2 separate regions of the Homo sapiens genome follow, and region 2 is linked to region 1. The links are chromatin loops, found by intact Hi-C in ENCODE. Cell type or tissue: mammary epithelial cell. All regions are shown on one strand. Links, peaks and the distances in the headings refer to the core of each region. The heading gives the core; the rest is flanking DNA. Region 1 overlaps KANK1 (KN motif and ankyrin repeat domains 1). Region 2 overlaps KANK1 (KN motif and ankyrin repeat domains 1).

The links. A loop is a pair of places that touch in the nucleus more often than their neighbours do. Peaks named below come from ENCODE experiments on the same cell type or tissue, not always from the same donor. Only the 100,000 strongest peaks of a DNase experiment are listed, where the experiment ranks them.
Region 2: a loop joins it to region 1, with 4 times the contacts of the local background. A loop is called at or near these places in 5 of 110 quality-filtered maps.

What each region holds. Positions count from the first base shown.
Region 1 is chr9:597,747-613,675 of GRCh38, forward strand. The region is part of intron 1 of KANK1 (KN motif and ankyrin repeat domains 1); the gene reads left to right. Among named protein-coding and RNA genes, the nearest start is that of KANK1-AS1, 80 kb to the right of the region's middle. In mammary epithelial cell, for the core only: no CTCF peak of the experiment used is centred there; a DNase peak (open chromatin) is centred at 9,855; H3K27ac peaks cover 1,847 bases.
Region 2 is chr9:547,978-563,906 of GRCh38, forward strand. All of the region lies in intron 1 of KANK1 (KN motif and ankyrin repeat domains 1), which reads left to right. It also overlaps the pseudogene RNU6-1327P. Among named protein-coding and RNA genes, the nearest start is that of KANK1, 51 kb to the left of the region's middle. RefSeq lists an enhancer at 9,826-10,377. In mammary epithelial cell, for the core only: no CTCF peak of the experiment used is centred there; DNase peaks (open chromatin) are centred at 8,414 and 10,024; H3K27ac peaks cover 2,361 bases.

The DNA.
Region 1 (15,929 bases), core at 8,032-12,031:
TCTGTCTCCTGGGTTCAAGTGATTCTCCTGCCTCAGCCTCCTGGGTAGCTGGGATTACAGGCATGCATCACCACGCCTGGCTAATTTTTTTGTATTTTTAGTAGAGATGGGGTTTCACCGTGTTGGCCAGGCTATCTTGAACTCTTGACCTCAGGTGATCCACCCGCCTCAGCCTCCCAAAATGCTGGGATTACAGGTGTGAGCCACCACCCCTGGCCTCCCTATGTTTTCTTCTAAGAAGTTATGCTTTTATTTTTTATACTTAGGTTGTTAATTCATTTTGAGTTAATTTTTCATATGGTATGGGGTAGGGGCCCAACTTTATTCTTTTGTATGTAGATATCTAGTTTTCCCAGCACCACTTGCTGAAGAGACAGTATTTCCCCATTTGAATGGTCTTTGTACCCTTGTTAAAAATCTATTGGCCATATATGTGAGATTTTATTTCTGGACTCTTTTTTCTATTGGTCCATATATTTATCCCTATACTAGTACTACACCGTTTTTGATTACTGTAGCTTTGTAGTAAGTTTTGAAATTGAGAAGTGAGAGTTCTTCAACTTTTTTCTTTTTTTTAGTGTTGTTTTGGCTATTTGGATCCCTTTCAGCTTCATACGAATTTAAGGATCTGTTTTTTCATTTCTGCAAAAAGGGCTGTTGGAGTTTTGATAAGGAGTACATTGAATCTGCAGATTATTTGGAGTAATATTGTCATCTTAACAATATTAAGACTTCCAATCCATGAATATAGGATGTATTTCCATTTATTTAGGTCTTATTCTTCAGCAGTGTCTTGTAATTTCCAGTGTGTAAGTCTTTTGCCTCCTGTGTTAAATTTGTTCCTAGGTTTTTTTGTTTTGTTTTGTTGGTTTTCTTTTTTTTTTTTTTTTTTTTTTTTTTTTTTGAGACAGTCTCATTCTGTTGCCCAGGCTGGAGTGCGGTGGCACGACCTCGGCTCACTGCAACCTCCTCCTCCTGGGTTCAAGCGATTCTCATGCCTCAGCCTCCTGAGTAGCTGAGATTACAGGCGCACACCACTACGCCCAGCTAATTTTTTGTATTTTTAATAGAGATAGAGTCTTGACGTGTTGGCCAGACTGGTCTCGGACTCCTGACCTCAGGTGATCCGCCCTCCTCCATCTCCCAAAGTGCTAGAATTACGGGCATGAGCCACCATGCCCGGCCATCCCTAGGTATTTTATTCTTTATATGCAATTATAAATATAATTGTTTTCTTAATTTACTTTATGAATGATTTGTATTTATTATTATTATTTTTTTTTTTTTTTGAGACGGAGTTTCGCTTTTGTCACCCAGGCTGGAGTGCAATGGTGCGATCTTGGCTCACCACAGCCTCCACCTCCCAGGGTCAAGCAATTCTCCTGCCTCAGCCTCCTGAGTAGCTGGGATTACAGGCACACACCACCATGCTTGACTAATTTTTTATTGTTAGTAGAGACGGGGTTTTTCCATGTTGGTCAGGCTGGTCTTGAACTCCTGACCTCAGGTGATCTGCCCATCCCAGCCTCCCAAAGTGCTGGGATTATAGTTGTGAGCCACCACACCCGGCAAGAAATATTATTTTTATTTTTTAAAAAATAATCTCTAGTGGTTATTTTAAAATTCAAGGTAAGAACCCCACTATTCCTCCAAATATTCTGTAGAGTGGTCTCTGTTAAGTTTGATATACATCCTTCTACATGTTTTCCATGCATTTATATACAAACATACTTTCTTACTGTGAATAAAGTCATATACTTTGTCTAAATTTTAACTTACTATTTTACATAATTATAGATTGTGTCTTTCTCTGCTAGTTTACTTATTTCTCTTAAATGCTGCAGAGTAACCCATCATACTGATATGCTACGTAGCTGACCCTTGAACATCATGGGTCCACTTATATGCAGGTCCACGTGCAGGTCTGCTTTTATGCAGATATTTTCAACCCAACATGGATTGAAAATAGAGTACTTGAGGGATGCAAAACTTGCATAAAGAGAGAATTGACTTTTCATATACGCAGGTTCTTCAGGGCTGGCTACAGAACTTCAGTATGTGAGGATTTGGGTATTTGCAGGCAGTCATGGAACCAGTCCTCCTTGTATATCGAGGGATGACTGTACTTTGTTTAAGGCTTTATTTTAATGATCATTTAGTGTGGTGTTGGTGTTTTATAGTATAAATAATGCAACAGTTAACAATTTTATACCCACATCAACGTATGTCCATGTAAGTCTTTAAGGTAATAAGAATTGCTGAGGCAAAAAAAATTACCTTAAATTTTTTTAAAGTTTTGTGTTAGGCATAACACATAATTTACTATCTTAACTGTTTTTTTAATTGCACAATTCAGTAATGTTGTTTACATTCACATTATTGCGCAACCAGTCTCTAAAACTCTTTTTCATCTTTCAAAACAAAAGCGCTATATCTGTTATACAACAACTCCCCACCCCCCTCTTCCCCTGGCAGCCATTCTACTTTCTGTCTCTGTAATTTTGACTATTCTAGGTACCTCATAAGTGGAATCACACGCTGTCTGTCTTTTTGTGGCTGGCTTATTTTACCCAGTGTAATGTCCTCAAGGGTCATCTATGTTGTAACATGTGTCCAAATTTCATTCCTTTCTAAGGCTGAATAATATTCCATTGTAGCATCACATTGAGTAATTAAATGCTTGGAAAGAAAGAAGAAAAAGAAGGGTATGTCTGACTCTTTTCATTCCCATACAATGTGGTAACATACGTAATAATCTAAATAGAATATAAATAAATAAAATGAAGTCCTTTTAGGTATGTGTATGAGCTATATAAACAGGTATTTTTAAATGCATTGTGGATCCAACTTCATATTAGTAGGTGAGGAAACAACTAGTAGCACATAAATGCTTCTTGGGCTTCTTGCACACTTGCCCTCCATACACCTCACCTCATGCCCAACATAACTTTCATTATCCCTCCACCCATTGCTGGCAGTCATTTTTAAATAGCTTTGGATTTTATGCCAAAAGATCTTCTACTTGTTGACAGATTCTGTGAATACCCAGTGTTCGCTTCTTTTGCACTTTCCAAGAAAGATGAGTTTGGGAATTTGCTAACATGTTCTAAAGTTAAAGCTTTTTGTTCTGGGATAACTGAAAAGTTTAGTTATCCAAAAGGCAGCCCACCTTCATTTTTCAGGAGGGTCACTGTGATGTTCTGTCTTTCTGAGTCTCATGTCTCATACCTTTCTGTGCTCTGTCATAATTAACTAAAGCAGAAGGAGGGAGATCCTTTTGTAAAATGCCCAAAGAAAAGAAAGCCAGATGGAAGTGAGGAGTAAGAGTAACCACAGTTGCTTTCCTCTTCCATCAGTCTTTAAAAACTTTTTATTTTGAAATAATGTTAGATTTAGAGAAATGTTGCAAAGGTAGTACGGGGCTCCCATACCCTTCACTCAGTTTCTCCTAATGTTGTTATCTTACATAACCATATTGAACTATCGTTAATATAATTATCAAAATTGGGAATCTAAATTGGTCTAATACTTCCAGCTAAACAACAGACCTTACTAGCATTCTATCCAGTTTTCCGCTATCCTTTCTTTATGTTCCATGATCCAATCCAAGATCCACATTGTATTGAGTAGTTCTGACTCTTTAAACTCCCACAGTTTGTGACAGTTCCTTGTCATTCCCTGTCAGTTATTTCTGGTTAGTTATTTTGTGGAATGACTAGATTTGGGGCTGTCTGATGTTTCCTAGTGTTTACCTTTAAGTTATGCTTTTTTTTGTTTTGAAAGAAGACCACAAAAGCAATGATGTATCTTTTTTATTGCCTCATAACTGGTTACTTGATGTCAGTTTCCCTTATTGCTAGTGCTATTCGTGTGGACTCATCATGGACAGTTACTTCATTCTGTGGGTTATAACCCAATATTATCATCATTATTTTCTTCTTCAAATTATTCTAGCTTTGGCCACTGGGAGCTCCTTCAGGCTGACTCTGATGTCCTTTTGACATGCTTCCATCTTTTTTCAAGTACTTCCTCACATTATGGCATCCCCTGATGCTCTAGGCTAATCTTGTATTTTCCTTGCCCTACTTTTGGAATCAGTCACTTCCCTAAGGAGCCTGGGTCCTTTTACTGGACAATGGTGTTTAGAAACCAATATCTGAGTACCAGACGTGCACATTGCAACTGGGGTGGCTTTTTGTCTTCCATGAGTTTTATGGTGAGCTCTTTCCTGTGAACATGGTTGTACCAGGTCTGAAACTCGTTTTTAACACTTCTAGGTAGTCAGTCACTTTGATGTAAAGTCATTTTGATCACTTAATGTTGAGTTGTTAAAATCAATGCACATACCCTGTAGAAAAATAGGTTCTTTATCAATGGAATAGATTAACTTTTTGTGGAAAAATACTTTTACATTGATAGGATAGCATTAGCATCCAGACATTTTTGACATTCCTTCAATAACTATTCCTGAGTTTCTGACTCTCATTTTTAGCCCATTCCATTTTTATTTATTTTATTTTATTTTATTTTTTGAGACGGAGTCTCGCTCTGTTGCCAGGCTGGTGTGCAGTGGTGTGGTCTTGGCTCACTGCAACCTCCCGCTCCTGGGTTCAAGCGACTCTCCTGCCTCAGCCTCCCAAGTAGCTGGGACTACAGGCATGCACCACCATGCCCAGCTAATTTTTGTATTTTTAGTAGAGATGTGGTTTCACCATGTTGGCCAGGATGGTCTCAATCTCTTGACCTCATGATCCGCCTGCCTCAGCCTCCCAAAGTGCTGGGATTATAGGTGTGAGCTGTTGCACCCGGCCCCCATTCCATATTTTAATGAGAATATCTTTTGGTTAGTTATAGAGGTAAATACCTGGATTTACAATGTGTAACTACAGATTCATCATCCTATAATAAAGTAACTCTTTTTGCATAAACTTTTGATAAGTTATTTTTGTCCTTATAATTTTATGTGTGAAGTCTTTACGGTCAGAGGACATTGACAAAATATTTTAGATTGAAAGCCTGTTCTCCTTGATGATTCAGTATAACTTCTTTTGACTGCGCTTTTAGTTCTTGCAAAATAGATCTTGTTTAGATGAGATTCCAGCATGACTCCTTTGTAATTTTTCATATTTTTGCTATTACATCTCAACTCTTGAAGAGCTATTTCTGTGAAAACCAAACATGCAGTCAAGGCACATTCCACGTGTGGCTGATGGGGTTATCATAGTTACAAATCATATTTATCCACAGTGATAATTATCTTCCTTAGCGTTTTGTTCTACTTCAGAGCTCATTTGTGGGCCTTACCACCTGTTTCTTACATATGGGGAAAGAGTCTCTTATTCTCTTTTGGAATATAGATCTAAGAGTAGATTTATATCAGGATTTGAAAGATGAATCTTTTTCAAGGATGTTTTTCCTCTGGACCGTGGCATTGTGTAAGAAATTTCCCTACTCATCCCATCCCTGGGGCACATTAATTTGGAGATGATGTTAAATGTGTCAGAGTGTGGCACAAATCTCAACTGGCAGATAAAGCCTAGTATTGAATTGTTTTCAGTTCAGAAACGTGGCTGGCTGACTTTGACCCTGAATGTGTAAATTATCTTTGCAGCAATAAGAACTTGAAGTAGCTTTGATAGCTAATCATAGTATGATAACTCAGCCAGAAGAATTCACTAAGAGCAGTTTGTGTGTCTTCCATCTAATGTAAAGGTTAGTAATGTAAGTCATATTCTTGGTGCCTTTAGACCTAGTTATGCAGAGAGACATCACATTGACATTCAGTAATTCTTACTCTTAACAGTTCCTTAACTCTAAAATCATCTTTTTCCTTACCTTTCCCTAGTTCTAGAACAGCAAAATATTTTACTTAGATTCTATCATTAATTAATATACTCGTTTGAATTTTTCTCTTCTAAAAAATGTAGGCCAGGCATGGTGGCTTTACACCTGTAATCCCAGGACTTTGGGAGGTCGAGGCGGGCGGATCACCTGAGGTCTGGAGTCCGAGACCAGTCTGGCCAATGTGGCGAAACCCACCCCGTCTCTACTAAAAATACAAAAATTAGCTGGGTGTGGTGGTGTGCGCCATAGTCCCAGCTACTCTGGAGGCTGAGGCAGGAGAATCACTTGAACCCGGGAGGCAGAGGTTGCAGTGAGCCAAGATCACGTCACTGTATTCCAGCTTGGGTGACAGAGCAAGACTCTGTCTCAAAAAAAAAAAAAAAAAAGTAAAATTATTTTGGCCTTACCATGCTTGGTTTCTTTGTCTTTGTTTTTTCATTCACTTTATGTTTGGGGAGGAGAATGGAGTGTCAGTGATTTCAGCAAAAAGTTGGGGTACCAGTTCATAATAAATTAGTGTCTAAGATTAATGTTACAGCTGATATTCAAAGTACCAAATACGTTATTGTTCTGATTATTCTGGTCCTTAAATTTGTCTCTTTCCTGGAGACGTGGTAAACAATAATGATGATTCTAATAATGACCATTTATTGAATGAGCACTATGTGTCAGACATTGTACTGGTGATGTGGTTTGGCTGTGTGTCCCTACCCAAATCTCATCTCAAATTGTAATCCCCACGTGTTGAGGGAGGGACCTGATGGGAGGTGATTGGATCATGAGGATGGTTTACCCCATGCTGTCCTCCTGATAGCGAGGGAGTTCTCATGAGATCTAATGGTTTAAAAGTGTTTGGCAGTTTCACCCTTGCACCCATGTCTCTCTCTGTCTCTCCTGCTGTCATGTGAAGAAGAGGTCCTTGCCTCCCCTTGGCCTTCCACCGTGATTATAAGTTTCCTGGCCGGGTGCAGTGGCTCACACCTGTAATCCCAGCACTTTGAGAGACCAACGCGGGCAGATCACTTGAGGTCAGGAGTTCAAGACCAGTCTGGCCAACATGGCGAAACCTGTCTCTACTGAAAAAACAAAAATTAGCCGGGCGGGTGGCGCACACCTGTAATCTCAGCTGTTCGGGAAGCTGAGGCAGGAGAATCGATTGAACCTGACAGATGGAGGTTACAGTGAGCCAAGATTGTGCCACTGCACTTCAGCCTGTGTAACAGAGTGAGACTCTCTCAAAAAATAATGATAATAGTAAGTTTCCTAAGGCTTCCCCAGCCATGCAGAACTGTGAGTCAATTAAACCTTTTTTCTTCATAAATTGCTCAGTCTCAGGTAGTTCTTTATAGCAGTGTGAAAATGGACTAATGCAATTGGGCAATGTCTGACAGTTTGCAAATACCATCTCATTTGTTTTTAATAGAAACCTCCTGCTGAGAGTGGTGGCTCACGCCTGTAATCCCAGCTCTTTGGGAGGCCGAGGCAGGCAGATCACATGGTCAGGAGTTTGAGACCAGCCTGACCAACATGATGAAACCTGTCTCTACTAAAAATAGAAAAATTAGCTGGGTGTGGTGGTACGCGCCTGTAATCCCAGCTACTTAGGAGACTGAGGCAGGAGAATCACTTGAACGTGGGAGGCAGAGGTTGCAGTGAGCCCAGATTGAACCACTGCACTCCAGCCTGGGCAACAAAGTGAGACTCCGTCTCAAAAAAAAAAAAAAAAAAAATCTAATACTAGCCATGAGGAAAGATAATCACTCTCAGATAGTAAAGCATTTGCTTAGCCATATGTTAAGCTCTGAATTCAGATGAAGGGGCATCTAAAACAGGCAGAGAGCATCAGGAAGGGCTTCCTGGAGGAGAAAGTGCGTACACTCAGTCTTTAAGAGCACGTGGGAGGAAAAACCAGTGAAGTCCTCCTGCTGTAGACAGAATGATCAGCCTGGGCAAAGGTGTAGAGGGGTAAGAGAGCGTTAAACATGAGGCAGCTGTGTAATATTGTTTCCTGTAATCTCTTCTGTACAGGTGGAGAGGTAGCAAGAGACCCAAATGATGAATGGCTGTGAGTGCCATGCCATAGCAAAATTCTGGGTTTTAAAAGAGAATAAGCATGATCAGGCTGGGGATGTTGAGGAGGGGAAAGAAGGGGGATAGAGATGGAGACCACCCAGTGGCCCGCTCTCCCTCAGTGCTTTGGATTATGGGGAAATGAACAGAGAGCCACTGTGCCCAGATTTTATTATGGGTTGAGCAGTGATCAAGATGGGAGAGAGAAATGGTAATGGGACTAACTGGCCCATACACCAGATGGCATTTGAGGGGAAGGCCGGGTCTGTGTTGTCAGGGGGCCCTGTGTTCTGACTCCCTTCCCATTAGAATAGGTGGTGATTAAACAAGCTATGCCACACCCTAAATTCTGGTTCTGGGTTTTACTATTCAGTCAGTTTTATCAAATTAAGATGATCATGTCTTCCCTTCTGAAAAATTATAGGGGAAGAAAAACCATAGAACTTTCCCCCAGTATATAGCATTGAATTACACATATTCCTACACACACACACACACACACACACACACACACACACACACCACTCACACATATATACGTACATACATATATAATAGAATTTTTATATAATATGTAAAATTTTAAAAATATATATTTTTAGAAGGGCTGGGGGTGGTGGGGGCGGTGGCTCACACCTGAAATCCCAGCACTTTGGGAGGCCGAGGTGGGCAAATCACCTGAGGTCAGGAATTCGAGACTAGCCTGACTAACATGGTGAAACCCCGTCTCTACTAAAAATACAAAATTAGCCGGGTGTGGTGGTGCATGCCTGTAATCTCAGCTACTCAGGAGGTTGAGACAGGAGAATCACTTGAACCCAGGAGGTGGAGGTTGCAGTGAGCTGAGATCCCGCCATTGTACTCCAGTCTGGGCAACAACAGCAAAACTCTGTCTCAGAAAAAAAATATATGTGTGTGTTTTATAAACCTATAAAATATGTGTGTGTGTGTGTGTATATATTTATATATTTATATATATTACATATATATATATGTTTAGAAAATAAAAGATGCAGTATGTCAGTGCTTTCTTATGACAGTTGCAGCTACAAAGGAAGATTAAAGCTTTTTAAAAAGTAGAATTTTTATCTGTTTGTGGAGAGGACTGAAACCAGTAAGCTCTTGAAATGTTTTCATCCTCTCATCAAATATATATGGACCTGCCATATGCCAGGTACTGTTCTTACTACTGTGGAAATAGCAGAAAGGAAAAACAAAGTCCCTGCTCTCAGAAGGTTTAGAATGAGATAAGGCAGGCTACTGAGTTGGCTTAAAAACTAAGAGGAAACTAGTGAAGTGTAGTTGCCCGTTCACATTTTTATTTTTTTAAGTATTTTATGCCCACGGAAAACTGTGGGACTGGGACTTGAATTCTAATTTTATGTTTTCTTGGGTTATTCTTTAAAACAGGGTCTTAGACTAGTAATTAATACAGTGTCACTCTCTTTCACCTTCCTCAATTCCTTTGCATGCTTGTTAGGTCATTCAGAGTGGCACTAAGGTAAACTTTGGCATATCAAAATCCACTTGAAAGCAGATGGTTAGCAAGGGGCAGTGACTTATGCCTGTAATCCCAGCATTTTGGGAGGCCAAGGCGGGTGGATCACTTGAGGTCAGAAGTTCAAGACCAGCCTGGCCAATATGGTGAGAACCCGTCTCTACTATAAATACAAAAATTAGCTGGTGTGGCGACGCACACCTGTAGTCCCAGCTATTTGGGACGGTGAGGCAGGAGAATCGCTTGAATCCGGGAAGCAGAGGTTGCAGTGAGCCAAGATCGTGCCATTGCACTCCAGCCTGGGCGTTACAGCAAGACTCCATCTCAAAAAAAAAAAAAAAAAAAAAAAGGAGATGGCTATGCTTGTTAAACACTGTTTCAGTTGAGTACCTCTCCTGTGGGCTTGTTGGTTCTTGTGCAGATTCCTGCTCCTGCCCAAGTCCAGGACTAGCTGCACATACCTGCACATGTGCCTCACCCAGTCCAGGACGGCTAGCCTTGTTCTCTTCACCCAGCCCAGCAGCAGAGTGCTAGGAAACTTTGCTGGCAGGGCTGTAAGAACCTCTGTAGTTTCTTCCCATTTCCTTGTTCTCCTAACTTACTATGCTGGGAGGAAATAATATGGTGTGGTAACGATTTTAGGCAAAGAAAAAAAGCGCCGAAATGGATGTGGTGGTAAAATTAGGCCAATCTTTTGGAAGCACCTTAGCAACCTCCTTTCATGTTCTTGGTACCTTTACCTGGTTGTATTGTAATGTTCATTTTTCCTTGTGAACATCTCTCTGTGTGTGTGTATGTGTATAATTTATCTAGTACCATGGAATCTTTGAAGGAAAGACTAAAAAACTTTCAGAATTATTATTATTATTATTATTATTTTTTTTTTTTTTGAGACGGAGTCTCGCTCTGTCGCCCAGGCCGGACTGCGGACTGCAGTGGCGCAATCTCGGCTCACTGCAAGCTCCGCTTCCCGGGTTCACGCCATTCTCCTGCCTCAGCCTCCCGAGTAGCTGGGACTACAGGCGCCCGCCACCGCGCCCGGCTAATTTTTTGTATTTTTAGTAGAGACGGGGTTTCACCTTGTTAGCCAGGATGGTCTCGATCTCCTGACCTCATGATCCACCCGCCTCGGCCTCCCAAAGTGCTGGGATTACAGGCGTGAAAACTTTCAGAATTATAACAATAAGTTTCATTTGTTGTATAGCACATTCTACGTGACCATAGACCAACTCTCCTTTATCAATATTTGTGTATTCTCTTAAAGAGCTAAAAGAAATCATTTTTTAAAAATTCTTTATATCTAATGTTGGCCAATGTTACCTATAAGAAAAGATCATTGTTTCAGAGCATGTGAGATGAAGATGATTGACTTTAGGGCATTTACATGTGGGAACTGTCAAGGTAGTTGAAGTTTACAAGAGTGGGCTCTCTCTCTAGTCACTTCGGGAGGAATGCCATCATCAGGACATCATCACGACTGACTGATTTGGTCAGTCTGTCTTTCATCAAGTCAGGGAGATAAACAGAATTGAAAAATTGTTCACAAAGGTTGTCAGTTATTAGGGTGTGGCTGACGAACCACACCTGAAGAGCTACCTAGATGAAGGCAACTCACAGAGTTACTTAACAACCTCCACCCCAGTTGATGGTCCAGAGTGTTTCCAAGGGAGGTGAACTAAGCCAATGTTGAGACTGAGTGGGATAAGGCCATGGTGACATGCATAATAGATGCATTCATACACATTGCTTCAATAGAGCATTTTCTTGGATGGAAGCATGGGAAATAACACATGGGCGTATACTCACGCTTGTTGTTAGCTTTCGGGGTCACTGCTGATATCCTTCCTTGTTCAGTTACCCTTTGGGACTTGAACTCCTGCAAGATCGTTGAAAATCTTCATGTTCTCAGAACTCAAAGGGAAGAAGACTTGACCCCTAACCCTTCAGAAAGCTGGCTGAAAAAAAAAAAGATTGTCCATAAATAGCAATTGGCTTTACCTAGTATTATTTACCACATTATTAAACTGCTAATTGCAGTGGTGTTTTTATAATGCCACTATATTATTTTAATTTAGAAAACATTTTATAAGTTTATTGTTTGTAAATTAAATAGATTTGCTTAACAGTTCTTTGGGAATTCCTTAAACTTTATTGCTAGCTACAAGTCCTTTTTAAATAGAATCAATAGGCTGGGCATCGTGGCTCACGCCTGTAATCCCAGCACTTTGGGAGGCCGAGGAGGGCGGATCACCTGAGGTCAGGAGTTCAAAACCAGCCTGGCCAACATGGTGAAACCCCATCTCTACTAAAAATACAAAAAATTAGCTGGGTGTGGTGGCGTGCACCCTTAGTCCCGGCTACTCAAAGGGCTGAGACAGGAGAATCATTTGAACCCCAGGAGGTGGAGGTTGCAATGAGCTGAGATCGCTCCACTGTACTCCAGCCTGGGTGACAAGAGTGAGACGCTGTCCCAAAAAATAAATAAATAAAATAAAATAATGAATAGACTCAATAGACATTGATCCTGCTAACATATTTTGCCTTTTAATCTATTGGTACTTCTTTTATTCCCTTTAAAGTTAATTCTAAATAAAGGAGAAGTATCTTAATTTGGTTAATATCATAGTTTGGAACTATGGCAAAATTATTTTTTCTCAGGCTACTTTCTAGTAAGTATTTTATATTTATTCACTAAAGAAAATTTTTAAAATTTCAAATTACGTAGAATTGTACCACTCTCACATAGAAATGTTTTTATCTTTCTTATACATATATTTATGTGGTTTGATTTTTATTTGGAATGCTTGTTTTACTTGAGGTGTCAGGACTTTCCACTCATTTATGAAGCCTTTACAATTATAATGATAAATACTGTTACATTAATGTACAATAATTTATAAAACTGACTTTCTCATGTTTAAAATTTAGATCGTGTCTAATTCTTTGCTACTTTAAGTATCATTGCAGTGAAATCTTCAGGCCATAATAAGTTACTTCCTTGCGATAAGTTCACAGGAATAACTAGATTAAAGGTATGAATACATTTTAATTTGGTTGAACACTTACGTTTATCAAAAACTCTTTACAAAAGTAACACAATTATCCTAATAAATTAGAATATTAGAAGTATATAAGATGAAAAAACATTCTCACTGAACTTCAGTCCTGCTCTCCAAAGTGAACCATGATGAGACCTTAAGCAAATGTTATATATAATGAGAAAAGATAGTCCTGAAGAATTGAGTGATATGGAAGTGATAATGGTGTACTATATGGGTGAAAAAATAAAGTACTGGTTTAGATACATGATTTAAGAAATAGAATCCTGACAGTTCCCTCTGTGGATAAGCCATAGAGGTGTCCAGTGTTGGTTTAATATAGCAGCTGGTTTGACCGAGTACCCTCTGCTGCGTCAGGTAATGTTAAATGATGTCCATGCCCCCTTGACTCTGATCAAGACATGGCTACAACCTGCAGTTTCCAGCTTTCCTGGGTTTAAGGGCCATTGAAGAATCCTTGTAGATAAGAGAAGAATTGTACATTCCAGGAACTGGAGGCATAGCTAGCCTTGGAAAGCTCGGAGGGTTAGTTGAGACAGCTTTAGACTTGCACATCTGTGACCTGAGTATCTTTGAGACTTGATTTCATCTTCTAGACCCAGAGGCAGAGATCATGTTTGTGGTTATTTTTCTGGGAACTGAGACTGGGCAAAGGGAAAGAGGCCAGTACGCAAGAGTGCTGTTTATAAATGGTTAACATCGTCCCCAGTCCCGTAGAAGAAGAATGAAATGGTATTCTCCTGTTTGGTGGTTTTATTTGATTGTTTTTGAATTCTTTGTCTCTGACAGAAGGCATCTTCTGTATCCTTTATGTTGTCACTCACTTTATTACTCTGGCATTATTATAATTAGGTTACCTTATCACTCCACCTGCCAGCCCTATCTCCATCCCCAAGACCTGAAGGGACGGTTGGCTTGACATGTGAGGAGGTTTTTTGGCCTTCAGAGATGTCGCTGTCAGCCCCCTGAGTTCCATTTGTTAGTATTGGGTCCAGCCCACAGCTTTCTACTAAAAACAACAGGCAAACTAAAGAATCTTTTAGTAAGTCACAGACAATTGTCACTGAACCAAGAGCCCAGCCCACGGGGCCAGTTCCTCACCGACTCTATGCCTTAATTTCCAATGTGTAAGCTTGGATGACTACACTTATCTCCAGGATTCAGTGTAGGACATAGAAAAAAGTACAGGACTCAAGTAATGATTGAACTTGGAATAAAAACCTTAAGGCCCATGTCCTCTGTCTCTCATGCTTTTCAGATGTGTCTTAGTGCCTGCTCCTTGCACAGAAGCTGAATCCAAACAAGCCACTGAGGAAGTTACATTTCACTTCACTTCTTAATAACATAGGTATGTCGATCCCATTAGATAGGAGTGTGTCTAAAATTCAGAACCTTTGACACTAATTATCTGACTGTCAAATGACAGTGTCATTCTATTTTGCAGGCATTTTTGATAGTTTATCTTCCCAGTAATATTTTTGTAATCTTCATCACCTTGACCATCTAACTCTTTTTTTTGGAGACAAAGTCTTTCTCTGTTGCCCAGGCTGGAGTGCAGCGGTGCAGTCTCAGCTCACTGCAACCTCCGCCTCCCGGGTTCAACCGATTTTCCTGCCTCAGCCTCCTGAGTAGCTGGGATTACAGGCGCATGCCACCACACCCGGCTAATTTTTTGTATGTTTAGTAGAGATGGGGTTTCACCGTGTTAGCCAGGATGGTCTCGATCTCCTGACCTTGTGATCCGCCAGTCTCGGCCTCCCAGGGTGCTGGGATTACAGGCGTGAGCCACCGCGCCCGGCCGACCATCTAACTCTTATGTGCCCTTGCCTGTACATATAAAAGTACATTTAAAAATAGGATTGGCTTTCATTTGCATAATGAACACACATATTACCCATAGTACCTCCCACACAAAGCCACCTATGCCTCTTAAATTGCACTTTGTTAATAGGAAACTATCTGTTGTTTTGTGCTTTTGGCAGCTGTAGAGAAAATACACAAAGCCAGGTGTTGTGGCTCTTGGGTAAGACTGAGAATGTGATTTTTGCAATCTGTGTTTTTTTAATAGCCAGTTATTGGAGATAAGAAAGAGAAATTCAGTACAAAGTCTAAGATGTCCCAGTGATGCACTCTGACTGGGTGTCATTATCTCAACAGGAATGAATGTAGTTCAACAGTATGTAGGCCCGGTTTCTTAGACATGATGTCTGCTGAAATGGTGATAAGGTATCCCACATTATCGGTGTTTTTTTGAAGACAGCCTTTAGGGTTTCAGTGTCATCATCTTTATGCCTTTTGCTAAAACAGTTTATGTTCTGCCTTTTAGTAAGCCTTTATGTTAAAAACGTTTCATATTAAAAAAAGTTATCATTTGGAATACATAGGTCAACTATCTAGGAATGGGACAAAGTACAGAAACAATGAGACAGGATTTGTGGGATGAGAAATTAAAAAAGCAGTCCCTTCAGCTGAAGAAGCTGCTTAGAAATTTAAGCCGGACATCTCAGGCGGCCATACTGGAATGGAATGTGGAAAAGGTAGCAGTTATATGTGAGCAATACCTTTGACTGTGACACTCTTTCGAACCCCAGTTTAGACCAGCAGCAGCTCTCCTAATGGGGAGTCAAGAAGTAGTAAGAGACCCTAAGAGTCATATAAGACACAAATCACCTTTGCCTGTGATATTTGCCATACATATGCCTATGGTTACATGCAGAGGATCCCAACAGGAGCATCATACACACAGCAAATAACACTAATGTGTTTTATTTATATGTACCAAATTAAAGGGGCATACAAAATAAAATTTTTAAATGAGTGGGTGAAGATATTGGGACAGAAGGAAGATATCAAGAGGAGGAAATATGGAGTAAAGATAGAGGTAGCATGTACTGTAAAAGATCTTGTAAGTAGACCAGAATAGGCCAGTAATTTGGCTCCATGCTTCCTAGCAGCCAAGGCAAAGAAGTAATTGTGACCAGATACATAGTTCACAGCATCTTTAAGATTCAGTAAGCTAGCAACTCAAGAAAAGCACAAGTAGTCACCATATAGGGACAAGTGGACCATGCTGTGAACAGCACACTAGATAGCAAGTACAGCTGTAACAATCGTTGCTGGAGATAGAGCAGAGCTTCAGTCCTTTATGACAAGCTTGTCCAACCCATGGCCCACAGGCTGCATGTGGCCCAGGACAGCTTTGAATGCAGCCCAACACAAATTTGTAAACTTCTTAAAACATGAGATTTTTTTAAAGCTCATAAGCTATCATTAGTGTTAGTGTATTTTATTTGTGGCCCAAGACAATTCTTCTAGTGTGGCCCAGGGAAGCCAAAACGTTGGACTCCCCTGCTGTATGGAAAATCGAATTTGTTTACATTCTCCTGTTGTATTCATTTTTGAAATTTTGCTAATTCCTAAAAGGAATCCACAGAGAGCAAACTCTCTATTACTAACTT
Region 2 (15,929 bases), core at 6,233-10,232, 52 kb before region 1:
AAGTGTTGATAAACATCTGTTTAAGTTGTCTATACCATGAAATCCATAATCTTCCTTCATAACTATGATAGCATATGGTTTTCTATAGTTAGGAAAACTATTTCTCATGTATTTCATGGTTTGGCCAAATCCTTTTATTACATTAGTACTAAAAAATTCCTTAGGATTTCTAGAGAAAATAATATGTATTATGGATAAATAAGGGAAAGTAAGATAATTCTTAAACCTTAGTATCAGCAGTCATTCTAAACCACATTACACATCTTCAGTAAAAGTGGTTACAAAAGATTTTTCTCACTTCAAAAGATCCGCCAGGGAAGAGTCCCAGCTTTTTCTTGGTGTTATTTTAGGTATTAACTCAGGAGGGCTTCCTGAAGGTTTGTCAGTGAGATAGTTGGGGGGTTCCTGAGCTTTTTATTGTTGTACGTGAACTTGGTACTTACTTCTTTGGCTTTTAAACTCTCAGCAGCACGTACAGATGCCCTCACATGCTTTCTGGGATGACTTTAACGCTAAATAGCAGGGGTGTTTCTCAAGAATGTTTAAGAAAAGAAAGCAGACATTTGTTTGCACAAACAGATATTTGTGACTTCTGTGAAAAAATTCCAATAGTTGTAATATAGGAAATTTTTATAAACAAACACCCCTACCAACTAACCCATCGTGTATTTTTATGTGTGTATAGAAAAAATGAAAGGATATACTAAAATGTTAATTGCATAGTTTCTCTGGGAATTGAATTTAATTAAAATTTTTTTATCAAGATTTTTAAAGTTTTATAATGACCACGTTATGTTTATGTAATAAAAATAAAATAGAGGCTAGGCACAGTGGCTCACACCTGTAATCCCAGCACTTTGGGAGGCTGAGATGGGAGGATTGCTTGAGTCCAGGAGTTCGAGACCAGCCTGGGCAGCATAGTAACACCCTATCTTTATTTTTAAAAAATAAAATAAGAGAGGGGGACAATAAATGCAAATATATAAATGACAGAAATTTTATGGTCTGGTCAAAGAACTATCATTGCATGAAATTATAGATATGGTCATGTAAGGTTACCTTTTTTCATTATAATTCCACCAATAATTCTAAAGTTTCTTTTCTTTTTTTTTTTCTACTTCTTCCACAGAAAAACAGGACAAAGAAACCTGTGTGAATTTTCAGCTTTTCACCTTCTCTGATTTTATTTCTTCCTCACTCTTCCTTTGACAGTCCTCGCAGTCCGCCTGAGAGAGTAGAGAAGACCCCCTCCCAGAACCTTCCTGTAAGGTCTCCCCGCTGACTTCCTGTAGTGGATGTGACTGTGTGCCAGGTGCCTGCCGAAGACCCCTGTCACTGACTGTGCCCTTTGGGAAAGAGTCAACAATGGCCTCCTCCTATGGCTGACTTCGTTCATGTTCAGGCTCTCCAGCTTGCTAGTGAGAATTGCCAAGGATTGGTTCATGGCAGGATAGAACTAAACTGATAGATGAAAGCTCCACAGTGCTTCAAGACGGGGTCCCGTTCATGTTAAGCAGTTTTCCTTCCTTCAAAATAAAAAACTAGCAGTCCTTAGGGAGGACAGTTTTTTCCTTCCTTTTCCTATTCTGGCTCCAACAGCTGTCTCAACACAGCCCGAGATGGGGAGCAGCCTGGCTTCCACCGGCAATAGCTGTATTGTGGGAGTGTGAAAGAGAAGCCACCTTTTCCTCCCTCTGCCCAAGCCACCTGGCCCCTTTGTCCTTTCTCCTCCTCGTCCTCTGAGGTATGAGTGGCTGTGACTGTATGACATAGGAACTATGAAGCGGGGTGAGGGGACGGTTTGGTGCGTAAATCCTCACGCAGGTGGCGGTTATTGTCTGTGTGGAGGAAATAAGCCCGGTTCTTCCTGGGACTGCTTTCATTTCCCTCTAGCTTCCAGAGGGTAAAATGAACCTTAATGGAGGTTGGGGGGTGGCACGCACAAAGTCCTGGGTTGAGGGGGCAGTGGTCAGAAAGTTCCCTAGGGTAATATACAAAGGAGAATTAACACTGGGGACACTGAGGTGGGTTTTGGTCCTTTCCACATAACTGACACCTTTCAAAGCAAGGACTTGCTTTCTCGTGAGGAATGTCAGCAGTCGCAACACCACTGGGTTGGATGCAGGATAATTATTCAGAATCACGAGTTACCTGTTTGCAAGCAATCACATTGCAGGTGGGATAAATAAGCAGACAGTCTGTGGTAGGTTCCCCCACCCCAACCGCCTCCCCTCCCCCCAGGGATACTGTAATTTTAAGTATTGTTTTGGATATTGGTAATTCTAAAGCTCCAATCTTAACTGGGTTTTATGAAAGCCGTTATAGGGTGTTTATTACCAAAAAAACCTCCTTCTTATTTAATAATACAGTGCCTAGCCACTCCTTTTTCCCTGCATCCGTACATGAAGCCTGATTGCAGATCTCGAACAGTATATTTCTTTGAGCTAAACAGCAAGAACAGATAAGGTATCTTATCAAAACACCACGCCAGGTGGCGTGGCTCACAGCTATAATCCCAGCAATTTGGGAAGCTGAGGTGGGAGGATTGGTTGAGGTCAGGAGTTTGAGGCCGCAATGAGTTATCGCGCCACTGCACTCCAGCCTCAGCAACAGAGGGAGACCCTGTCTCTAATAAAACAAAAACATTACACCATTGTCAGAAAGTGATTTGTTCTTCTTTGTTGGATTAAATTCTCTCACGTGCAAGGTAGTGGCCAGCAGCCTAAGAAGATACACAAGCTCTTCACTGTAGATGTTTGGCGGTGTGGGAGTTACAAGGTTAATTATGAGCGTAAGGCCCAGGCATCTTTTCTTCCTAACAATTTCATTTCATCCTATTTCTTTTTCCATTCTTTCTCCGAACTGTCTATACTTTATTAAAGTCTTCTTTTTCCCAGACTCCAGAATAATTTCCTGTGATATGTTTTAGCAGTTTCTCCAGGAAAAGGCTCCAGGAGTCTTTAAATCCAGCCCTCTTTCTGCTGTATCTTTGTGCCTCACATCTTGAGAGAAGTTGAGTGGTAGAAAGTAAAGGAAAGCAGAAAAAGAGATGGGTCAGGGAGGAAAGCCAAGATGGAAAATGGATGGGAATGAATGAGGAACATGATGTGGGTTGGGGTGTCAATTCATGGTTAATACAACATGTGTGGCTCAGTATAACCAGATTGTCATAAGAAGCTCAGGCAGCTCTCCCCCTCTGTTGCCTGGGGCTTTTCGCAGTTACAATAAAAGTGGAAAGATGAAGAATAAGGGCAAGCAGAAGACACACACATTTGCCTGTTTCCCTCTTTTTGTCCAGATTGAGTAGATGGGAGGCAGGGCTGTTACCCATGATGGTGTTTCATACCAGAGTCAATCTACTAGTTTGCTTGGTTTTATAGGCGTGATTCCCAAATTTTGAATCTGAAGTTAGCTGTCAGTTTAAATTCAGAGGGTCCGCAGTTGTTTTTCAGGTTTTTCTTGATTCTGCCTTTGGAAACCAGGAAGATGTTGAATTTACTTTTCATCTGACAATATTGCACATCTGTGAACCCAACTGATCTGAAAGTGTTTACCTCTTAACTCTGTGAAGTTAGCTGGTTATTCTGGATGGCTGGGACAATGGTGAGGACCGTTTATAATGGTTACTCTCACCTGTGCTCCAGACGCTCCACTTGGTGCTAGAAATACAGCAGTGAACAGACATGGTTCTTGCCTCCACACAGCTTGCAGTTTAGTAGGGCAGACTGACGACATTAAAAAGATACCATCGGTGTTGTTATAATGGTGATAAGAGTTACAAAATAAGGGGCCAGGTGCAGTGTCTCACACCTGTAATCCCAGCACTTTGAGAGGCCAAGGCAGGAGGATTGCTTGAGCCCAGGAGTTGGAGACCACCCTGGGCAACATAGTAAGACCTTGTTTCTACAAAAAAAAAAAAAAATCAAAAATTAGCTGGGTGTGTTGATGTGCACCTGTGGTCCCAGCTACTCAGGAGGCTGAGTTGGGAGGATCACTTGAGCTCAGAAGGTCAAGGCTGCAACGAGCTATGATCGCACCACTGTATTCCAGCCTGGGTAAGTGAGACCCTGTCTCAAAAAAACAAAAATAAAGGGAGCATGTAACAGTAGGATCTAATCTAGCCTAGGCAAGTACGGCATTCTTGAGAAGTGACTTAAGACCTGAAGGACTGATCGAATTGTCTGTGTGAAGATTGGCAGCGGGTGCTCTGAGGGGGAAAAGCGGAAATAGCATATGCAGACACCCTGAGGTAGAAAGGGAGCTCTGGCCTGCTTGTGTGATTACTGTGGGAGAATGAACAGGAAGAAGACGAAAGTAGAAGCAAGAAGACCAATTAGGAGGTTCCAAGGACCTGCCTAACTAAGGTCAGTTAGCCGGTGATTGCCCAAGCCAAGACTCAAACTCATTTTTATGAAGGCCGCACACCCTCATCTCCTCAGCAGTTGTTAAACAATATTTGATAATGGTGTTCATGTCAACCTGGCACATGTCTAGAAGATTCTTAAGTGACTTTTTCTTTTCACATGGCTTTTTGACCTTTTAAATATAATATGTTTTAATATGACGTTATTAGCTGCACAAAGGAAGGGAACTGCTCATTTGAATGAACCAGAAGAAACTTGGAATTTTGCCTGCCTTCTGCTTCAGCCCTGCCAAAATGTAATTTCTTTAATTCATCAAATCACATTCTTGACTAATCTGCTCAAGTCTGTACTATGCCTTGGCCTTTTTCCCTGTGACAATTTAGGGATCTTTAAAGAAAATATTTTGAAATGTTTTCTCTTGATCAGGGTGCTTGTGGTTAGGTATTGCATACACTGCTTTTATTTGCAGAATGAGCTATTTTTCTACCATGTGATCCTTTGTTAGAAATGAACATGATTGTGGCTGGCCGCAGTGGCTCACGCCTGTAATCCTAGGACTTTGGGAAGCCAAGGCAAGAGGATAGCTTGAGCCCAGGAGTTTGAGACCAGCCTGGGCAACATAGCGAGACCCCTTCTCTACAAAAAAATTAGAAAATTATCCAGGCCTGGTGGCACACACCTGTAATCCCAGCTACTTGGGAGGCTGAGGTGGCAGGATCGCTTGAGCCTAGGAGGTTGAGGCTGCAGTGAGCCATGATTGTGTTACTGCACTCCAGCCTGGGTGACAGACAGCGAGACCCTGTCTCAAAAAGAATGCAATTGTAATTTTGTCACCTTTATTTAAAAAAATCATTTATCAGGTGGTTGCAATGAAAAGCAATTTAGTTGTTTACAACCTCTACCTTCCAGGGACTTAAGTGTGTTCAGAAGTATTTAAAATGAAATAATTATCTTAGCTAATAATGATAAAATTACTGTGGAGCATTGAGGGCTACTTTGTGCCAGGCAATCAGCTTTAAACACCTTTGATTTTCTCCCTATGATGAGGGGTATACTGTGATTTTTATTAAACATTTGGGGAAACTGAGGCTTAAAGTGGCTGAGTTTTCTAAGAGCACGCAGGTGGAAAGTGATCAAGCTGAGTCCTCAGCTTCATATCTTCTCAGGGTCCTTGATCTTCCGCACCCTGTAGTTCTGGTTCATTTTAGGCAATTATCAGAAGTCACCTCAAATGCCAAGAACCTGTGTAACACAGGGGATGAAGTAAATGTGAGCAATGTAATGAAGCGTTTCCTTATAAACTGTTGTAAGGATTTTGTTCCAGAGATGAAGTATGAGAAAAATATAAGCCAATTGTTCAGTTTCATATTAGTCACCCTCTTCTACTGAACTTTGGTAAATTCAAAGCTTCCCTCTATACGAATTTACTTTTATAGGAATATTACAAAATCTATACTAAGAAATATTAGAAAATAACCTGTACTTAATAGGTTTAATGGAAATTAAACCCAAATATAATGGAAATCTGAATGAATGCTCATTTAAAAAAATATAATTTATAGCAGTGGTTCTCAAACTTTAGCGTGCATTTGGGTCCTCTGGAGCATTATGTTAAAACACAGATAGCTGGGCTCCAACCCCAGACCTTCTGATTCAGGAGTTCTGGGACTGGCGTACAAATGTACATTTTTGACAAGTTACCAGCTGTATGAGGGTTCTCCAAAGAGACAGCATAGGTATATTAGGAAGGAGATTCATTATAGGAATTGGCTCATGTGATTACGAAGGCCAGGAAGTCCCAGGATGTTCCCCAAGAAGTCTCAAGATCTGCCATCTGCAAACTAGAGAACAAGAAGGCCATTGGTGTAATTCAGTCTGAGTCTGAGGGCTGAGAACCTGGGAGCACCTGGCGTAAGTTTCCATCTCCATCTGAGTCTGAAGATCCAAGAACCAGGTGCGCTGATGTCTGAGGGCAGGAAAAGATAGAAGTTCCAGCTCAAGCAGAGAGCAAGTATTTGCCTTTCCTCTCCCTTTTTGTTCTATTCTGGCCCTCACTGATTGGATGACACCCATCCACACTGATGAGCATCCATGTTGGCGGTCTTAACCCTTTTCCCACTTAGAAAAAAAGTGCGGTTTGTGGCCAGTGCTTATTTAATTTTACATAAACAGGCTGTTGGAGGCTAAAGCAAATCGGACTGATTTTCAGTGTGAAAATAAAATAGAAAATATTATTTCTAAACAGAACTAACATCACAACCATCTGAATTATCAGAATCATCTATTTCAGAAAAATCGGATTCATCAAATGAATCTTCCATCAACTGTTAGAGAACGATGTTAACATCACTCATAGGAATGCTATGTTTTCTAGGATTTGACATTTTCAGCAATTGAGAATTACTATATTTTGTAAATGGAAATGCCACTACTAAAAACAGAATCCTATAAATAGGATGATGTCTTTTGTTTCCAAAGTCGATATACTAGAACGATGTGAAAATTTAAAAAACGAGATCTTTCGTGGCAAGGTTATCTTGGGGTAAACACTGCAGCTGCAAGCACCATGGGCAAGTATTCTCAGGGCAAACAGGAAGAGAGTTAGTGAAGTCTACTAATTCAAATGCTGATCTCTTCTTGGCACACCCAGAAGTAATGTTTTACCGGCTGCCTGGGCATCCGTTTGCCCAGTCAAGTTGGCACGTGAAATTAACCTGCATACCAGGTAATGTTTCTGCTGCTGGCCTAGCGACCACACTTTGAGAACAACTAATAAGTCATAAGACAGTAGAACCCCTGGATAGTAATAAGTGCTCGTGAAATGAGCTGGCCAGTAGCTAATCCCTGAGAAAGCCATTTCCTAGTCTTATACCACGTCAGTAATCCAAAGCAGGATGGCGATCTGAAGTCCTGAAGAGTCAAGGGTGATACGATGACTCTATGGAGCCATCACCACTATTGGGAAGACAGTGGGGACACCTGCCTCCCCTACCTTCCACACCATGTACATGATGGCACGTGACTTAGATGTGCAAACTGTGCAGTGTCAGCTTTGTGATGATAAACTCTTCCACTCAGTCTGCTATGTATATGGCATAGTCACTATACTGCTAAATTAAATAAATCAAATGAGTGAACATAAATCAGGATTCAGATACCAATTAGGTAAAATACTATAGTTTGTATATGATGGGGATTATCCTTTTTCTGGAATGTTTCAGCATCCAACCTTTGCTGCGTTTGTCTTCTTGCAGTGACTGAGAATTAGCTGAAATAACTGTAAAAGCGTAAGATTCCCATTTGGCTGGAGATGAAATCACAGAGGTTGGTTTACTAAGCCTTAAGAAATTCCTTTAGATTTGATGTGTCCAGACTTGTACTGGAATATGAAATATTCAATTTGACAAGATCTGTGAGTTCCTAGTACATACGTGTTTTTAGAAATGTGTTTCTCAAAATACAATTAGGAAAAAATCCCTTTGAAATGCTAAAACTACCTTTAGTGGTGATAAAGATGCCGACAACCCCTTCTGTTTAAATAAAAACAAACAACTTTTAACCTTCATGATGTTATAATAACATCATTAACTTGTGTAGACAAACATCAGTGCTCACATTTAAAGTAATCATTAAACATTTTCAGAGTTATACTTAAAATGACTTTTTAATCATACTATAAAATACTGCTGCAAAGTTGTTGGTGGGGTACTAAGTTGTAGTTCTTATTTCTTCTTTCTCTACAGTCTGTTTTGGCTCTACCTTGGGGGGAAAATACCCAAAGAATTGTAACTGAATACAGAAGCATTTTAAAAAATCTTATTTTAAAGAGGAGGAGAAATTTTAGAGCTATTTCTGATAATAAACCTCAAAAAGTGAGAAGTATTAGAATTTATCTTGGTTAATTTTCTTTTTTTAATTAACGAGCATGCATTGCTTATATAAAACTTTTCTCTGTATGTGTCTGTATCTGATGCAGTTAGAAGTTCAATGTGAGTTTAGTGATTCCCAGGGAAGACTTAGGGAACCTTGGTTTCTGAGTTGTGCTCTCCTCTGACTACGTGGTGAGTCTTAGTCTCTGGAGTCAGCCAGATCCAGATCTTAGTCTCATGGAGTTAGCCATGATCATTTTAAACTTATAATTATTAAAGTGCTATGATGTACAAAGGTGCTTATGAAACTAAAATTTGAGGAATTAGATACAATGACTATGCGGTTTTGCTTTTTAGTAACTGTTTCTCATTACTTCATTGATCCAAAGTGAGATTTTTAAAGCTAAAGTCCTTGTTCCATTAAGATAATTCTGTCATTTGTCCAGTTACTCTCCTTACTCAAATTGCTAGCCCCTTTGGTACTTTTCTCTCTAGCTCTTGCCCTGCTTCATGATGTTCCTGAATAGTTTTAGTTTTCTTTGTTTATTTTTCCACTTTCTTGGGCCAGACCTCCAATTTAATTCTTTTAGTTGAATGAGCTGCTTTCTCGCTTGTTACAGACTCACTTAGGGCTCATTCCTCCCTGCCTTAGTCCCAGTATGGTCTCAGTAATGACATGCAGTATGGGGACTTTGGACTCCTGTTTGAACAAACCAGCTTTGAGATGATAAAAATTTGAATATGAATTGAGTTCTTGAAGATAAGAAATTGTTAATTTTGTTAGGTTTGTTAATGGCATGGTAGTTACTCTAAAAACAAATTTCTGGGCGAGTGTAGTGGCTCATGCCTGCAATCCTAGTACTTTGAGAGGCCAAGGCAGGAGGATCACATGAGCCTGAGAGGTTGAGCCTGCAGTGAGATGAAATTGCGCCAGTGCACTTCAGCCTGTGTGACAGAGCAAGACCATGTCTCAAAAGGAAAAAAAAAAAAAAAAAAAATTTATTCATTAGTTATAAATGCACACTGATGTTCTTATAAGTGAAAAGATATATTGTTTTGGTTTTGCTTTAAGATTCCAGCAAATATAAAACAGAAAAAGAGGGAATATATTAAAAAGGCTGGCAAAATATGTATCATTGTTGAAGCTTAGTGATGGGTGCATTGTATTCAATATAGTATTCTCTTTTGTGTATATTTGAAGTTTTTCATGATAGAAGGTTTAAAAATTTAGAACAAAAATGAATGTGGAGGTTCAGGATCCTACCAGATGTTTCTAAATGAACTTTAAGTGACAATGGGGAAAAATGTCCATATCATCCTGGAGTTTAAGGCAGGGAATTCTTGGTAGGGGGCTATTGAAAAATAGCCAAACTGTTAGTCAAAAATGTACATATGATCTCATGGCCACAGATAGTAATGTAGAAGACAGATCACGAAAGTACTAATCCTTGGGTGAGGAAGAACAGGAGAAGGCAGCCCAAGAACTTAACTGAGGCCCCAAGAACTAAGGAAATCTGTTTTGTAAAAGGACCTGTACGGCCAGGTGTGGTGGCTGACACCTGTAATCCCAGCACTTTGGGAGGCTGAGGTGGGAGGACTGTGTGAGCCCAGAAGTTTGAGGCCAGCCTGGGCTGGTTTAATTAAATTAGCTGGGCATGGTGGCACACGCCTGTGGTCTCAGCGACTTGGGCGGCTGAGGTAGAAGGATTGTTTGAGCCTGGGTGGTTGAGGCTACAGTGAGCTATGATCGCGCCACTGCATTCCATCCTGGGTGACAGAGCAAGACTCTCTCAAAAAACAAACAAACAAACCTATACGAACAATGGTAGGAATGTCAAGGAACCCAGGAGTGAAGATCGGATTAGTCAGATGCTGTGAGAGGAGGTGGAAAAAACCAGTGTAGAATGGGCAGGCACCTTTGAAAAGGCTAGAGGAAAATTTTGGAAGGGCATTAAGGAGGAGCATAGCAAAGAAGTCTAGACCTATGACTTGGAGCTGTTCTGTTATATAAATAGGATATCCAGAGATAGCAAACTGCTCACTGCAGGAAATAGGGGAAATAGAGGATAATTTGGAAGAACACCCCACTGTTATTATTTGTGGCAGTTATGTTCTATAAAGTCGCTGTGGACATAATTAGTGAATACTGAGCCATTGCTCCTAGGGGAACAATACAGAGTTAGATTCCTGTGAGCCTCTGGTTATAACGATTTTGTCAGCTGTCAACCGATCAATACATAGCCTTGTTTTGCATGTGTTTCTGTTTAAAGATACCTTGTTTAATATACATTGTTGATTCATTAACATTGACCTCATGGCGAAGAGCACTGTATCTCATGCCTAAATGAAGCTTAGCCAATGCGTCTCTTCTTCCTAAGGCACATCATGGCCTTGTTGTGATTAAGAACATTAGACGACACTAAGGCATGATGTTTGGGGCTCATTTTAAACAGCAAAATCACCAAGAAACCCACAAAAATGAAAAAAAAAAGCCCTAAAAACTAGCCACAAAAGGGACATTTGTTAATAGTATAAGGGCTAGAACAAAGAGTGTAGGCTGGTTTTTTGGCTTCAGCTGGGTACATGTATGTGGAGTGACTCAAATATTTTGGTGTGTACTTGCTTCAGTGGCACATATACTAAAATTGGAATGATACGGAGAAGATTAGTATGGCCCCTGTGCAAGGATGACACAAATTCGTGAAGCGTTCCTTAATAAAAAAAGAAAAAAAAATTTTGGTTCTCTCCACCTGTGCGCAAATGACCATGAGCATTAGTCTTGGGGTTATAAATAAGTTTTAGTAGATGAATTTGCAAATGTGGAATCCGTGAATAATAAGGATGTACTGTATTTTTTCATCTTTATTTCTTAATTAACAACTGTGATCTGTATTTTAAATGAGCCTTTTTGGGGGAGCTTGATAGGCATTGAGTGTTTTTCCCAAAGATTTGTCACCTTCTTGTGAGTTGTCTAGTCTGTTCTTTTGGTTTTATAGATTTATTCTAAACTAAAAGTTAATGGTAGTTGCCATTTATAATTTCTTGCAGAGGTTTTTGCAGAGATCATCCATTTAATATTTTTGTGCATTGAAGGTTTTAATTGTACAGTCAACACTGTCATTCACTTGTGATTTTCATTTTTTCCAAGCTTAGAAAACTTGAAGGATGATGACTTTTTTATTGGAGAGGTTAAAAAAAAAAAGTAGGTAAAAGTGATGGATGCTTAGGCTGAGGGTGGTGACTGAATATGTGGTACTTGAAATTGAGTTTGAGTGTCCAGGCCTGGTTTCATTATATCTTGGGACACTTAAAAAAGTCTTGCAGAGGCAATCTGCTTGAAAATGCTGTATAAACCTTAAACCTCTAAATTGTAAAATGTAAGTGCATAATAATTTCTGATTTGTAGACTTCTGTTGACAATCTTTCAAGACGGGAGAAGGGTGAAAAAGACGGAAAAGACAAACAGATATTTTTCAGAAATGAAAAACATGTACATTTTCTGACATAGGGAATGAGAGATTTTTCTAAATGTGACCCAGAAGGCTTTCAGGTGATTTCCTAACAAGATTTGAGTTTTCTCGGATTAAATATGGTTGTGGCTCTCTACCATGTGCCCCAGTCTTATCTTTGTTATGCCCCTTCACACATACTCTGTTCTTCACATACTCTTCCTTCTGCTGGCTAGTGCTTCCCTGTTTCTGGAACTTTCTTAAGCATTTTTACCATGTATTATAGTTATTTGTATTGTAGTTACGTGTCATCCTTCTTCGTCTTAGAAGAGAAGTTTCCATCTGACTCCATGTTTTCTATTGTAGACCCTAGTTCAGTGCCTTTTAAACAGCAGATATGGAATAATCCTCTAATGGAATAAATGGGGAGAAGAAGGGATAGTTTGTGGTTACCTGGGAAAGCAGTGTGGTTAAGTCAGCATGGGTTTCTCAAGAACAAGCCTTTCTTGAATTAACCTCATTTCCTGTATAAATCAGATACTTATTGGAGAGAGAATTTGGGTAATGTTGTTGTTAGAGGATATCAGAATAAAAAAACTACATGTTTCATTAAGTTCTTAGGATTTTTTATGGATAAGTTGGAAAAGCATGGGCTTGATTGTAATAAGATAGATGAATGTGTTGCAGGTTGATTAACTGTTGACTTTGTGCAATTCACTGCCTTGCCAGTGCTATTCTAACTTTTCCATCAGGGAACTATTAAGGAAGAGGAAAGTTTATACTTTATTTTGGAGGGTTTAGAGGGTTGAGGGTACAGGAATTGAAGGTTGGATTGTGGGCAGGATGTAGGGAGACTTTAGAGGCACAGCCAGGAGCGAAATGTCTTTGAAGACTCATGTTTTCACATAAAGATGCATTCACTTTGTATTTTTAACATGCCCATGTTTGTTTTAAAATACTTTAAATTATCACCAGATAAAATGTTTGAGTAGCCCTTTCCCAATGTCATGATATTCTAGTTTGAGAAGAGTGGTCTTTGATCAAGAAAGGTGGATCAAATTTGTGTCTATCCCATTGTTGGGAGGGAAGCTAACCAACTGGATGTCAGACATCAGGATAGAAAAAAAAAAAGGCTGCAAAAAGTTGAAGGCAATCAACATGAACAAATACACAATTAAGCTCTACTGAATGCAGCTTCCTAGAGTCGGGGGAAAGTTGCATGTTTATAGAATGGGAGACCTGGATCAGTAGCAGCTCTTGTTAAAAAGATTGAAGGTTTCAGCCAACCATTTGATATGGGTGGCCTTCTCTGGCAGCTTTAATGGCACAGTACTCAGAATTAAGGAGATAATCATCCCGTTGTTTTCTGACTTCGTTAGGCTACCTCCGAGGGCTTGTTTTCAAACAAGTTCTACATTTTAAGAGGGTAAGCCAGGGAAATAAATGGACTAGAAACTATGCCCTACCAGGAATAGTTGAAAGGCTATCGGGGTGGAAAGGAGAGCAAAGTTAATTCTCAACTTCAGGGGGGCAGGATTGGAATTTATGGGTAGACATAAGAAGGATATGTTTTTCTATTTCAATCAATTAAGAATTTTTGCTTTGTAAACACACATAAAATGGATATCATATACTATTTAGTAATCACTTTTTTCACTTGATAGAGCATGTATATCTTATGTAACTATTTGATATGTTCATATGATTTTTAATGGCTACATAGCATCTCTCTGTATGAGTGCACTCTTATTTATTAAAACCATCCCTGACAGTTACTTTGGTCATTTCCAATTTCTTAGTATAAACAACAACTCTACAATGAAGATATCTCAAATACACTCATCACTGTGCATTTGTTGAGTTGTTTCCTTAGGACAAATTCTTAGCAGCAGGACAGCTGAGTCAGCATTGGTACTATTTACTTATGGCTTTTGAATACTTATTGCCAAACTGCTTCTTACCAGTAATAGGAACCGCATGTGTTAAAGAAGTCAGATTACCCCAAATTAGAGATGTTGTCATAGGATTTTGGCAGTGGGTTGAATGTTGGACAGTGATCTAAGGCTCCTTAAAAAATGCATGAAAGTTTTAGTGTAGGACCAGATGACTGTTTCATCTAGAACTTTCACATTTCAGTCTTACTATGTAAGTCACACTGTTAAAGAAAACTGTCAAGAGTCTGTAACAGAGAAAATACTGCAGACGTTTTCTGTATTCAGAAAGCACTGTAGAAATTGACCAAGGAAGAGAGGCTCATGGCAGGCAACAACGCAATGCTGTTAGGTTGCATGTATGATAGAAATAGTAAAGGAATCTTTCAGCAGATTAACCATTTTATAACTTAGGTAAGTTGGGGTTTTCCAAGTAAGTAAATTGCATTTTCTTTTTTTTTTTTTTTTTTTTTGAGACGGAGTCTCGCTCTGTCGCCCAGGCCGGACTGCGGACTGCAGTGGCGCAATCTCGGCTCACTGCAAGCTCCGCTTCCCGGGTTCACGCCATTCTCCTGCCTCAGCCTCCCGAATAGCTGGGACTACAGGCGCCCGCCACCGCGCCCGGCTAATTTTTTGTATTTTTAGTAGAGACGGGGTTTCACCTTGTTAGCCAGGATGGTCTCGATCTCCTGACCTCATGATCCACCCGCCTCGGCCTCCCAAAGTGCTGGGATTACAGGCGTGAGCCACCGCGCCCGGCCCAAGTAAATTGCATTTTCTACACCCTGCCAGAGCTGGGTAACAACTGCTTCTGGGGAAGATGGGAACGGACAAAAAGCTGCTCTAGATCATGTTCCCAGTAAAGAGCTCAAAGTGATTTTGCACGTGTTTTATCCTCATGACCTAAAGCTCAGCTGCAGTGAGATGGTGTAGTGCACTGAGATTATCAGCAAAGGGGATTCCAGCTTCACTGCTTGAGTAAGCCACTGGGCCTCTCTGAGCTGTAGTTTCTTAACCTGCATAGGAGATGAATTACCAATACAAGTCAGAGAGTTACAGTGAGGATTTCCTGAGATGATATATTGGATAGTACTTTCTAACCTGTAAAATGCTTTACAAATATTAGTTGTCAAGTTAGACAACCGATGCTAGTGGAGATTTCCAATTTAAAGCTTTCTAATGGATGAAAGAGCTAGTGAACTTCATCACGGCAGAAGTTGGGTCTGATTTTGCTTGATTTTGCCTTGATGTTTGGCTCATAGTTGCAATTCACTAAATATTTGTTGAATGAAAAAAATGAAATTAGCATTTCATTGTTTTATTAACACATTAGAGAGGCACCCATGAAAATGTGTGCTTCTCATCTTTGTGGAGTAAGTACTGCTATTCATTCTTACAAGCAGGGAAGCAGATCCATCAATTCTCAAATCACTCTCACAGCCAGATTCTGCATTTTTCAGGTGATTTCTAATTACATGAAAGAGATTAGATCAAGTACTCTTTTTTGGTTATTTAAGAGGAAAGATGGAACCAAGCCTGTGTTCTGTAGCTCTATTGTGTAAAATCACTTCGAGCAAATGAATGAAATATTTTGTCAGACTTTTTTTTTTTTTTTACTTACTGACCCTTAATAGAAAATAATTTTATGTGTAGCCCTCCCCAGAGTCTCTGTTGCCAGGAAGCTAATGTTGCTATCCCTAATACGGCAACTTTGTCTATTTTTCTGTTCTTTGTGCATTGTGTTTGGTCTTAAACTGTGAATATTCCATTAACTGAGAACTCTGAACAGCCATTGTGTAACTGGAGTGATAGTCTGTGTCAGTTCAATGCATTGTACTTGAGAATAAACATGCTGTTTTATTTGTGGTGGGACTTCTCTCATTGCCACTAGTAATATGTTGTTAACTGAAAATATAAGGCTATTAATAAGCCTCATAAGTACTTTGCATTGTTGAAACAATCCTTCAGTGTAGGATCACATGATTTTGTAGATATGTATGTGTGTGTCTATATTTTCAAATAGGCAGTAGACCCATTCGTTTCTTATCCTTGGGTGTGAGGTCAGAAGTGTCAGTGAAATTGAGTCCAGAATTGTAGTTATGCGTGCTTTCCTAGGGAGAGGTTTCTCTTCTTTTTAATCAGAATCTCAAAATTGCTCTATGGTTCAGAAATGTTTAGGGACCACTGACGCAGCAAATTCAGTTCAGCCCGGATAGTTTATTTGATCTGTGGTGACTGTGTCACTAGAAAGTGATATAAAATACCTAGACTAGCACAGGGCACACATAGGTTCTACACAAATATTTGTTGGAAACC